2 separate regions of the Homo sapiens genome follow, and region 2 is linked to region 1. A link is a contact called in ENCODE Hi-C data. All regions are on one chromosome and are shown on one strand. Each heading gives the region's core, a stretch centred on a gene start or an enhancer-like site at or near the end of the contact. The rest is flanking DNA. Distances are from core to core; before and after follow the strand shown. Region 1 holds the start of KANSL1L (KAT8 regulatory NSL complex subunit 1 like). Region 2 holds the start of ZDBF2 (zinc finger DBF-type containing 2).

Region 1 (6,635 bases), core at 453-2,952:
TTTGGCAAATATATAAATATTTTGTTTGGTAGCAAAAAATTATTTCACAGGAGAAAACTACCATTAAATGATTTGATGTCTCTACAGTTCCTTCAGGTTAAAATCTGAATTCCTGTCATTCAAGATTTACTCAATCTAGTTGACAATGTACTTTTCTGCCCCCCAAATATTCACACAACATCTCCTCAAACCACCCAAGGACACTATCTCCTGAACTATTGATGCCTTCCTCCTCTCTCTTAAGTCTTTTAAACGTCCAACTCAAATCCAGAATCTTCCTTTGATCTATCTTAACACATGCTTATTAGATGTCTCAAACTGCTAATTAAAAAAACAAAACTTTAAAAAATACTTTATTCATTTTTGCATTTCTGTCCCCAGGGACTAGGACAGTCCTTTGAATATGGTAAATATCCAATAAATACTTACTGATTTAATTATTTTTCACAACACATCATTAGCTTACAATTTTTATTACAATGAAAGTAAATCAATTTCCTAAAATTCTTCCCTTGCCCCATATCGAGGTGCAATTATTCAGTAATTAAAAAAATATAGCTCCAATAAATGCAGCTGGTCATAAAAATTATTTCAGTAATATCACAATCTACTAGAAGAACCAGGAACGAGTAGCTAATTTTCCAATTCCAGTTATCTATGTTACGGATTACGCTTTGTTATGACTGCAATTCCTTGGATTTCTCCCCTCTTCCGCCCCCGGGATCTTATCCAATTGATAAGGTTAAAATAATGGCTATTATCCTTCTGGCTTAAAAAGCCTAGTGCTCTTCGTTCCTTAAATCATTTCATGTGTAAATTCGGTGCTTAGGAAAGACTGTGATACAACATCTAAGAAGCTACATTTAGAGTTCAGTTTTAAAAAAATCGAGTTCTTGGCTGGGGAAGTGCCCAGGTGCAGGTTTGTTTTGTGGTGAGCGGTTCGCGGGGCCAGGTGCAAGACGCTCAGAAGTGTTTTTGGGTGTCGCTGGCCAACTATCTCCACATAAACTCCGTTTGTTTATTTGACAGCGTTACTGCAGAGGGGAGTTAGGTCCAGCGCCACTCAAACCAGATTTGTAGAGACTTAAAACTGCTTTGTCTGTTTTTTTTTTTTTAATCATAAAACCACCCAGTTGGATCCAAGGCAAATTTGTCACCTACTTCAGGGCCCCTCTGAGGGTCAGAAAGAATTATGAGCGCATTTGAACGCACGGCCCAAATAAAAGCAAACGCACGGAGACTTGCGGACTTGACAATTGTGAGAAATCTCTTAAAACTCGCCTGTGGAGCGGCGGGCGAAAGCCGCGGACGCCAGCAGTAGTCGAGGCCCCGGCGCGGACGGCAGGGAATGAAGTCGCCTGACTTTTCCTCAGGGTTTTGTTTTTCTGTCACGGAGGTACAAAAATAGCAAAGCAGGGGTGGGAAGTCTCCTGGCCGTGTTTTTTTTTTTCCCCCTCGCCAGGGATGGCACTGGGAAAGAGAAGGGAGGAAGCAGGAGCTGCACGGAACCCGTCCCGAGGGAGCCGAGGTAAACCCTGCACCAGAGTTAAGGGAGTCGTGCTCCTGCCACTTCCAGAACACTCCGAGCCGCTTCTGCAGGCCCCGCCCCCTGCCGGGGTTTCCCCGCCACCCGCTTCATTTGCATGGCGCTGCCCCTCCCCCGTTGCCATTGGCTAGCGCCGGGCCCCGCCCACTGCTCCCAGACCGCGGCAGGGTTCCGTCCCCCCGAGCCGCACGGAGCTGCGGGCAGCGGGCGGACTGTTAAACCGCGGCGGCGGCGGCGGCGGCGGCGGCGGCGGCGGCGGCGGCGGCGGCCGGGGCGGGAGCGGGGCGCGCTCTGGAGACGAGTCAGCGGCGCCCCGGGTGGGGGAGGCGGGCGGGCAGCTAGAGATCACCTCAGCAGCCCCCACCACGGCCGGACCGAAGGTGCGGCGGCGGAGGGGAGCCAGGGCGCCCCAGCAGGCGAGTGGCCGGCGTCTCAGCGGCGGGATGACGGGGGTGGGTCTTCCCTCTTGGGGACGGCGGCAGCGCGGGGAGGGGAGAAGACTGCCGGGTGGACTTGCGGGTCAGGCGACCGACCGGCAGCCCCTTCGCCCCCCGAATCCTCTGGGCTGCTGGACTCTGGTCTCGGCACGGGATCGCGCTCTAGGGCGGGGGTCTGACCGCAGCCAAATTTAAACGGCTAAACCTAACAGCCTTGGCAGCTGGGGAGGGAAGGGGTCTAGGGAGGGGTGGGGGCGGACCTGGACGCCGGTCACGTGGGGGGTGGGGCTTGGCAGACCTCCCTTTTGTTTTGGCTGGCGCGTGCGCAGAAGGCAGAACACGTGGTTTCCTGGACCCGCCTCTTGCCTCATCGGCTGAGCCTCACCCATTGGGGGTGTGGTGACGGCTCTTTTGAGGCGGCTCTGAGGCGGAGCCCACTGGATTTGATGAGACCCCTATTTTATTTATTTCACACTTTCTTTCAGGAAAACGTAGATTTGGGCTTTAGAGTTAGATGGGATAGAGCAGAATCTAGGGGATTTTTGAGGGACGGTGCTTCCAAGTTTGTGTCACCGGTGTGCTGAGGAAGGGACCGGTCTTGCTGGAAAAAGTCAGATTGCGTGGTGTTTGGTAGCAAGAAATACCAGGCGGTATCCTGGCCGTTTCAGAAACCACAGGAAAGGAAAGAGGCTGGCTTTGCAGTCGGGAGGGCAGGCACTGGATGGACGTTCTTGTAATGTTTTCTTACTCTGGGAGAGTCCGTTTTTGTTTGTTTTTTTGTTTGAACTGTGGTAAGCACATTCCGTTTTTGATTCCCCAAACTTCAGGACATTCATGTTCTGGCGAGGTTTAGGAGACAAACTTCCTTCGTCTTTAGCCAGTTTGCTTAACTTCATCTGAGTTTGGGTCAGTAATAATTTTAAATATTGCTGGATGGGGCAGGTTTGTTAGCCACAAAACCTAAGTGAAGTGAGCACTGCAGACAAAACTGGCAATTTCTGACTAGGAAAAAATGACTCTAAAAATAATTCAGTATTGAGAAAGAGGCTTAACAGTGAGTGGTCTCTGCCTTTCCCGTTCTTAATAACTAGCCATTTCTTTGGGTTAGTCACCTCTCTGATGTCAAACTTGTTTCGTTTTTGTAAAGTTTCATAATATGGTCTCTGTCTTAAGAGATTGTAAGAAAGAAGAAATGCCTTGTATTAGGAAAAGTGATTCCTAATCTCTACCAATTGCCAAGTAGTGTTATTTTTATAACAAAAGTGAATTTTTTAAAAGCCCACATGTTGGGGAAATATAAACAATGAATTAATCATGAAATAGAATATATTTGAGTATCTTTAAAATCTGTTGTAACCATTATCTTTGGTTCTCCCTCAGTTTCCACCTACTTAGATCAGTGTCAGCGTCTGCAACCATTTCCTCATGGTTTTAATCTACATAGATTATTCTCTCCCGCAAACTGTCTGGAGTAATTTTTTATGTGAAACTTCTTAATCCAGGCCAATTCTCTCACATTGACTTTTAACATTTACATTTTAATTTTGTTTCATGATGCGCCTTTGCAAATAACAATCGATTATTTTGTTAAATCTTATTATTATAAAGTAATTGGAAAATAGATGAGTGCAAATAAGAAAACTATAAATATTTTGTACTTTAAATATTTCTGTCTGCATATATGTGTATTTTTCCTAAAACTGAGACCACATGGTATTTTCATTTAACTCAGACATTCGCATATCATTATTCTTTGAAAAATATTTTTAATAGCTGCTTAACATTTCGCCATGTAACTATCATATTTTAAATTTTTTCTGTTGGCACGTATGTGGGATGTTTCTGGTTTTGCTAGTGTATATTTCACTACAGACAATATCCTTTTACATAAACCTTTGAAATTTCCCCCCCTTAGATTTGTAGAAGAGGAATTACTGGGCCAAAGAGTCTGTTTTTGTTGTTTGTTTGTGTGTGTGTTTTTTAAGGCTCTTATGTCATCACCAAATTACAGAATGTTGTATTGATTTACAGTGATCTAGTGGTATGTGTGTGCCTCCCATTATGTCTTTGTTTATCACCTAGTATTAGGCTTTAAAACTAAAAACCTTGCTTTAATTTGCATTTTAAATTTTTTCACTCTAATCTGTGATGTATCTTTTATTTTTTAACTTATTGTAAAGTGCTTGAGAGAAAGAAATATATTTCATGTTTGACATGCTGCAGATCACTTAGTGGGTGCTCAATAAATACTTGCCAGTGGGCTAATATTTATCTTTTTTATCTATGGAAGATCAGGAAATTGTCTTTTGCTTTTTGTTTTACTCAGTTTACTAGTACATTGTTAGTAATATACTATTATTGTTGGATTCATAACTTTTACTACTTTTTCATTCAGGTGAGGCCTCAGTGATCTGATCACAGTTGTCTACCAGAAGGTCAATTAACTTCTCATAGCCCAACTGCTGCATTATCCAAGAACTTCATCCAATTTTGATGCCATTTATCATGATACCTTAGATTATTTCATTTCCTTTACTCATTCATCTGTCTTCTATGAAATTAACGTAAAGGTTTCACTGATCAATGTAGTTTCACTTGTAGCTTTTACTGTGTTTGACAAAAAATGATGCCTGCTATCTGAAGTTCCTTTATTATTGAGATGGTTCTTGGTAGCTCACTTCTTATTGCCTATAGGATCCTTTATGCCCTTTAATCTACCACATAAATCTTATAAATAATATGTAATCCTTGTTTTCATGATGTTTTTCATGTATTCAGATAATCTCTCCATACCCTTATTTTGTCTATATAGTATTAGATGGTAGTTGAAGGAGGCAGAGAGCTGCTTTCTTCAGGTATAGAATTATGCTTAGGGTTGTTTACTGATTGGGTTCATCAAGATACAAACAGAAAGGAATGGGGCTGCTTGCAGCAGGAGTGACATTTATTGGACAATTAGCAACTAATTTACTAATTTTAAAGCATATCTCTCATATCGCTATCCTTAAAGCTGATACTGCATTATAGTACTTTAATGGAATAATTTACATCATGATGACCCTGAATCATAAATACAATCTTACATTACTTTTAGTATGTTCCATTTAGAAAGGCAAGGAAGATATATAATTTCCAAGAGATTTCTACCTTTCTTTTTCTTTTAAATGTTGTTTTATGGGGACTTTTCACTGAATTGTACTCCTTATTCCCTAATCATGTGGGATAAACACCCAGCAAATGTTAATAAAAACGGTACTATTAAACTTGCCAGTAGATAGTCTATAATAAAAATCCAAAGACTATTCATAATGGAAATTTTAAATACTTGATGTTATTTTTAGGTTCTTAGAAACATTTCTGTATGGACGTGAAAATTCATTAATAATATTGAGACTTTGTTAATATTCTAAAAATATTTATGAACTTTTTGTTTATTTTATATAATATTGAGGCTTTGTTTCCAGTCCAAGACAATTCTCAAGTGTGTTGTTTTTATTTAAACAAATTTTTATTCAGCAGTAGGTCATTAATCAGTGTTTATTCATGTGAAGTTAAATTGAAGCTAAAGTATATAGACTGAGCAAATGTGATAGTGTACTTCTACATGTAGATTTTTGGATCCAAATCGATATACACAGAAAAAAATGACTATGAGTCATGCACTTACAAGTGAAAAGTAATAATTCTGCTTGAAGTATGATCTGTTTGATGTGTTATGTAGCCACCCAAGTGGCTTTATCTTTAATTAAATTCCTTTAGTCTTCAAAGAGAATTCCTTTTTAGGCATAGTTTTCAAAGTGGAAGAAGTTCTTGCTTATAAAACATCATTGAATATAAAGTACTGAGCTGACTGAATCCTAGTTATGCCAGTTATTGCAGTGTTTACTGCAGTAAATTGAGAATTCCTGTAAAGTGGCATGAAGAAATCTTGAAAACAACACTGTATTTTGTATTCCTACTTTCCATTAATTCCTGTATTTTTGAGGAATAAAACTGTACCAGTGTGAGCTCATTCTTTTTTTGTTTGTTTAATTGGACTTTTCCCTGCTACAATTCAGTAACTTTGAATCCTCATATATTTTTTATTTATTTATTTTTAAATTTTTGTAGAGACAGTGTCTCTCTGTCACCCAGGCTGAAATGCAGTGGCACGACTGTACTCCTCTAGTCTCCTTATAGTCTAGAGATAATGTTTAAAAACTTCTCATATTTTGCTAAAAGAATTTGTCTTTTTTCTACTCTTTCTTTCTGTAATTGGCCTAGGTTAGCTATATGAAACATTTAGGTCACAAGTGTGGAAATAATTTATTATTTGACCCTACTTCAGGGTTCTCCCCTCTCTCAAAATACTGTTGGTAGTCTTTTCACTTTATTTAAGCATCAAGTATAAATCTGCTGTCTTTCTGATAATGTTTTCCTAGTTTGTTTCTTTGCTCTGCATTTAAGAGAGCTGGGATTATCCAGATTCCAGTTAAAAGAATAAATTTAATGTTCAGGGGCAGATTTGGATAGGATATTTTCCATGGCATATATGGAATATATGTATGCATTCTAGAATATAAATCAGAATCTGGAGCAGTATTTTAGGGGATAGGAATTCAGATTTGGCCTTTAATCTTTAATGCACATTCTCAGGAGGAAGAGTGGTTCTT
Region 2 (6,108 bases), core at 1,195-3,694, 3.9 Mb after region 1:
TGAAAAATAATAATAATAAGGAAAGACAATAGAAAGGCATTTGGTTTTCTGAATAAGACAATCTAAATTTTCCGTCCAGCAGTAGGGAAACAATTGAGGAGCAATGACAAAACAATGGCCGAATGCATAAAAAGACCACACTAATTCAGTGTCAGTTCCTCCACACAACACTACTAATTTTCAATTTTCCCCTTTTCTGGATTATCCACGCTATGCTGGCTTTCCTCTGGTGACAAGCATTATCCTAGACACCTCTATTCAGTCTTAATAAAATAATAATAGCTAATACTTAGTACTTAATCTGAGCCAGGCGCTCTGTCAACAGCTTCCTGTGCATTATCTCATCTAAATAACAAACAGCTTTATAAGGTAGCTGCCATGATTAATTCCCATTTAACAAATCAGGGAACTGAGGTTGAGAGAAAAGAGGTATCTTGTTGCAGGTCTCACACCAATAACCAGCGTAACTGAGATGTGATCACTGGTCAATTTGAGTAGTTTATGCTTTAACCTCTTAACGACTTAGACACTTCCTCTCTGTATTTTTAGGAATACTACTTGTTTTAATATTAGGTGAAAACAAATAATTAGGACTCTTATTTGCTGCAATCAACATCACCACTATTCCAAAGAAAAAATAAAACTAATGTCTAGTTTAATTGCATCTTGCTCATTTGAGTGCTGACAGTACCTTGGATTAGCGACTCTCAAGATTATTTAACATGACACACAGGAACCAATAAATTTTTAATTACAACCGAGCACACACGCACAGGCACATACGCACACTTAAAAGATTTTTCACAAAACAATACTCTCATTACATGTAATGCAGTCTGATATTTTCTATGCGATCTTACTTTTTTTAATGCTAGTCACGACCCACTAAATTTCACAATGCACACGCGCACAGTTAAAATATTTTTCACAAAACAATACTCTCATTACATATAATGCATTCTGATTTTTTTATGCGATCTTATTTTTTTTTAAATGCTAGTCATGACTAAATTAATTTCACCATTCACGAACCGGCTGAAAAAACTCAGTTTGAAAAAACACTGCCTCCAATTATTATGCAGAGTAAACCATATTTTATAGAAACCAGTTCTTACCCTGAATTCAGCTTATTTCTATCCAAATCACTGGCCACTGCAGTGATACTTTATCAACTCTCTAACGAGTTGCTTTCTTGCCTTCTAGGCTTTAGGTTCAAACGATAGAGAAAAGGTCTTCCACGTATTAAGTGAAAAAAGCAAATAAACACCCCTTATGTAACACACGTATATATGTTTGTGTATTAATTAAAAAGGAAGGAAAGATACCCCCCAAATTGTTAGCAGATTCTCTCGAGGATGAGATCGCTACAGGCTGCCTCCATCGTCCCTCCCCCTCCCCACACGTAGCATATTGCTGTAAAAAAGAAAAACAAAAACAAGCTATTTCCTTTAGGTGGGGGTGGGGTTTTGGTCCCTTGAGAACCAGTATCTTGTTATGCATTTTTTTCACGAGCTACCAAGAATCATCGCGTGAGATAATCGCAGGAGCTGGTAAGGCCCTTCTTAGGAGCAAGTAAAAACGATGGCGTAACACGACCACATTTACACAACTGTTGCACGGCGGTAGTAAAAGAATCATTAACACAAAAATCAAACGTTTTCAAATAAACTATAATCGCCCGAGGCTGGGAAAGGCCTAGGTCTGGGGCCAGCTGGACCCAACGCAGGGCACTGGGGGAAGGGGGTGTGTGGACAGGTGGCTCGGGATCTCGGCCCCACAGGTGCCCAGGGGCAAGACTCCGCGGGTTCCCGGCCCTCAATCCGACCCCGCAGACCGCCCCCTCCCCAAGCCCGGACCCGAGGCCTCGTCCGCCGGCCCCTCTGACCCAGGGCCCCGGACAGAAGCGCAATGCAGCCTGCGCCCCACCTCCTTCCCTCGCCCCGCCACCTCGATCCCGGCCCGGAGCCGCCGACACCTCTCACGCAGCAGGGGCAGAAAGGGACGCGGGGTGGGGGGAAGCCGAGGACCTGCGAGGCGGCCGCGGGAGCCCAGCGAGCGGTCCTGGCGTCCCTCGGGAAGAAGGCGCCCCGGGCGCCCGGCGAGCAGGCCCCGCCCGCGGGCGTCGCCCCGGCCGCGCCCCGCCCCCGCCGCGGCACTCACCTCCGCGGAGGCTGCCCGGATTCCTTCCGGGCCGCGGTGGAGACCGAGGACCGAGCCGGGCGCTCTCCCTTCTTATTCCGGTTCCGCGGCGGCGCCCGAATCCCAGACCGTCCGAGCGCCACGGCCCCGCTGCCCGCGGAGCCAGAAATAGGCGACTTCGGCCCCTGCGGTCCGGAGGCGAGAAGCGGCGCGGGAGCGCGTCTCTCAGGACGCGGGCCCCGAGTCGCGACTCCACTCACGCAGGCATCCAAGGCAACGTGGCGTTGCAACCCTGATGGAGGTTTGACGTCAGGGAAGGTGCGAAAACCAGACCCCTTCTGACGCAGGAGCGGCGGGACCGCCCCCTGCCCGCCCACCCACTCACTCACTCTCCCACCCGGGCGGAGGAGCCCCTTCCTCCCCTCCAGAAGCTCTTAAAGCGGACACTTCCTCCCTGGTCAGGGCCCCACTCCGGAGCTTGGGAAATCTATCGCGTTCCAACAAAAATGACTAGACTCATAAGCACAGTTGGGACGCGAAGTAGAGACCAAGGTTTTAGCGTTTGAGGGTCCAAATAAAAACTGCTTGCCAATTCAAAGCAACGTATGAATGTAGAAAAGAAAACGGGGCTAAGAGAGCTAGTCGTTTCCGTTTCCATGCCTATTTCATAGTGAGGTGCATCTCACAAAAGCTGCTGTTCAATGAGCGCTTGCTCTGTGCTAGGCACCGTTTAAGGTTTCTATACATTATTGCATTTCATTTCAGAGTAACTCTGAATGAATCCTATTATTGTCCCCCTTTGACAAATTGAGAAAACTGAGGCTTAAGGAAGTTAGGTATTCAAAGATCTATCCTGCACATTAAAGGGTTACAAATATTAACAAACAACATTAGGTCATGCAATTATATTCACTGCGCTACCCCATTACGAATATAGTTGTGAGCAAAAACAGTTTAAGTGTAACGGAGATCACAAACCTAAATGAATCACACTACTGAATATGAAATTATAATCTGCGATAAGAAGGTTCTGAAACACCTAAACCAATTTTACTAAAATGGAGAGAGGCCCTGTTGCAAAGCTTATGTCTAATGTAAAAATAATCTTAAAATGAGCTACTTTGCTCTTTGGCTGTAGCTGTAATTGTCGTTACCCTTTTTAGTAAGCTTGTGATTTTGTCCCTTTAAAGAACAACAACAAAAAAACTTGCCTATTGCTTTTGCGTCCATTGTTTTTATTCTTTCTGTATTTCTCAGCTCCTTCTTCCCCCACTACATCTTTCTCTCACTTTAAAGTTGGGCTCCTGCAACTGTTCGATTTATAACCTCCCTTAGATTTAACATACCAAAAAGTACGGATTTCTTTTAAGGCAAGTTTTTTCCACATCCCAACTTTGGAATTATAGAAAATCCACTATACATTGATCGAAGCACCATGACATTATGTATTTCACAGATGCTAAGCCATGTTTTTCCCCACATTTTAACATCTGTGAAATCAAGATGCATCTTATAAACTCTCGTTGACCGGGTGGCAGTACAGACCTGGTTGTCATTACCTCCACGTATTACAACGTGGATGTTGCTGTGCAGGTTGTCCTCATTTCAACTGAGATAAGTGCATTGTTTAATAAAACCCATAACCCTAGGAGGAAGGGAATTAACAGACAAAAGTCACTCAAACTTGGAGAGAGATTTTCCTAGGGAAAGAGGGAAGATTTGCCTGGAGAAGATTTTCCTAGGACCAAAAAGAGATTTCCCCAGCATTTAGAAAAGAAAGAGATGGGACTGGCTAAGAACTAGTAGTCTTCTGGGAGCCCTGAGTTACTTACCAAGTACATTCATTCTTGATGGATTTTGGGAACCCATATATGAACAGTTAAATACTAAGCCTACTTGCACCCCCCAAAAATGAAATAACTTCGATATTATTCTTGATAGCCTGATTAGTCAGTTACAACCCCTACAGCTTTTATTCAATAACACCATTGAAGGAGGAAAACAAGTCCTGAATGTTTTGCGTGAAAACACAAAATTGACATATTCAGGTGAGATCAAGAAGGTGCCAGCATCAAAACTTGCAGAATAAGATCAGCTGCTTGGAAGAAAATCCTGCATACAATAGTGCAGCATTCTTCCTTCCTTTCTCTCCCTCTCTGTTTTTTGTTTTTGTTTTTGTTTTTGTTTTGAGACAGGGTCTCCTTCTGTCACCCAGGCTGGAGTTCAGTGGCGCAAACACGGCTCACTGCAGCCTTGACCTCCCAAGCTCAAGCGATCTTCTTGCCTTAGTCTCCAAAGTGGCTGGGACCACAGGCGTGTGCCACCATGCCTGGCTAATTTTTTTACTTTTTGTAGAGATGGGGGTTCTCACTTTTTTGCCCAGGCTGGTCTCGAACTCCTGGCTTCAAGGGATCCTCCCACATTCACCTCCCAAAGTGCTGAGATTACAGATATGAGCTGTAACTGTGCCCAGCTGGAGCATTCTTAAAGTTAGATGCATCACCAACACTTTTGGTGGAAAGCTACAGCCATGGACAACTGATTCAAAAAGTGATTCATAAAAGTTGAGCTCTGGGCTTGGCGCGGTGGCTCACGCCTGTAATCCCAGCACTTTGGGAGCGCGAGGTGGGCGGATCACCTGAGGTCAGGAGTTTGAGACCAGCCTGGCCAACATGGCGAAACTCCATCTCTACTAAAAAAAAACACAAAAATTAGCCAGGCATGGTGGTACATGCCTGTAATCCCAGCTACTGGGGAGGCTGAGGCAGGAGAATCACTTGAACTTGGGAGGCGGAGGTTGCAGTGAGCTGAGACCGTGCCACTGCACTCCAGCCTGGGTAACAGAGTGAGACTTCGTCTCAAAATAAATAAATAAATTAATTAATTAAAAAAATAAATAAAATGAAAGTTGAGTTCCGAATATGAAGTTTCTGAAATACCTAAACCAATTTTACTTATATGTCTCTTTTTATGCATTCACAAGATCAATGCATAATAAATGTGTCAAAGTCTGAGAGTGCTCTTTTACTGAGTATGAAATAAAAATAGGCCAGGTATGGTGGCTCGCACCTGTAGTCCCAGCAATTTGGGAGGCTAAGGCGGGAGGATCGCTTGATCCCAGGAGTTCAAGACCAACTTGGGAAACAGCGAGACCTCATCTCTACAAAAACTACAAAAAAATCAGCCAGGCATGGTGGTGCATGCCTGTAGTCCCAGCTACTCAGGAGGCTGAAGCGGGGGAATCACCTGAGCCCGGGATGTAGAGGCTGCAGCGAGCCGTGATCGCACCACTGCATTCCAGCCTGGACAACAGTGTAAAACCCTGTCTCAAAGAGAAAAAAGAAAAGAAAAAAAGAAAAACACTAAATTACAAGAAATTGTGTTATAGTTTAGTTGGCAAAATTTTTCTTCCAACATGATACTATCATAAAACATCAAAGGGAGTGCCATTCTGCATCAGATCAGCAGTCCGCACAAACCAGATTTCCGTCTACTGGCAATGGGCACGTTTTGTGGGAGAGCTTAGTTATCTATAAGGTTAAGCTCCAAAAGTTGTAATTTCCCCCTCAATTCTTTATTAACCCATTACAGATCTAAACACATTACACATCTAAACATATTTAAAGGACCTTAGAGATCAGGATTGGGTTTGTATGTACTTCATTTCCTCCCCCAACATATTTGGTCCAGGGAGAAAAAAGTGCTGAGTATGTGTTATTTCACATGCTTCCTTCTTTTAAGGAACACCAAAACCTGCTCTTTTGTGTCTAGAAAGCACTCCAATAATGTCTACATTTTGTAAGCCATTTAAGCTAATATTAGGCTAATGTCTTAAGGAAAGGCTATTTGGAAAAAACAAGATCTCATAGCTGGGTCATAAAAGAATTGAGATTTCACCAATTTAGAGTGTGGACTATGTCTTTTCCCAAATTCTATTACTGTGTGCTTCATTCTACCTATTTACAGTCA

The links. Hi-C counts contacts between places; a loop is a spot of excess contacts on that map. Pooled maps may share reads with other maps.
Region 2: a pooled map shows a loop between it and region 1 (6-fold over the local background). The contact joins the promoter of ZDBF2 here to the promoter of KANSL1L in region 1. A Hi-C loop is called at or near these places in 6 of 50 pooled maps.

What each region holds. Positions count from the first base shown.
Region 1 is chr2:210,166,476-210,173,110 of GRCh38, reverse strand. KANSL1L (KAT8 regulatory NSL complex subunit 1 like) reads left to right here and starts at 1,702. Exons shown (of 15, transcript NM_152519.4): 1 at 1,702-1,962. RefSeq lists enhancers at 773-1,406, 1,407-2,042, 2,436-2,615, 2,043-2,677 and silencers at 1,486-1,815, 1,936-2,245.
Region 2 is chr2:206,270,999-206,277,106 of GRCh38, reverse strand. It overlaps ZDBF2 (zinc finger DBF-type containing 2), which reads right to left and starts at 2,444. Exons shown (of 5, transcript NM_020923.3): 1 at 2,161-2,444. RefSeq lists an enhancer at 1,587-2,086 and silencers at 1,750-2,209, 2,490-2,549.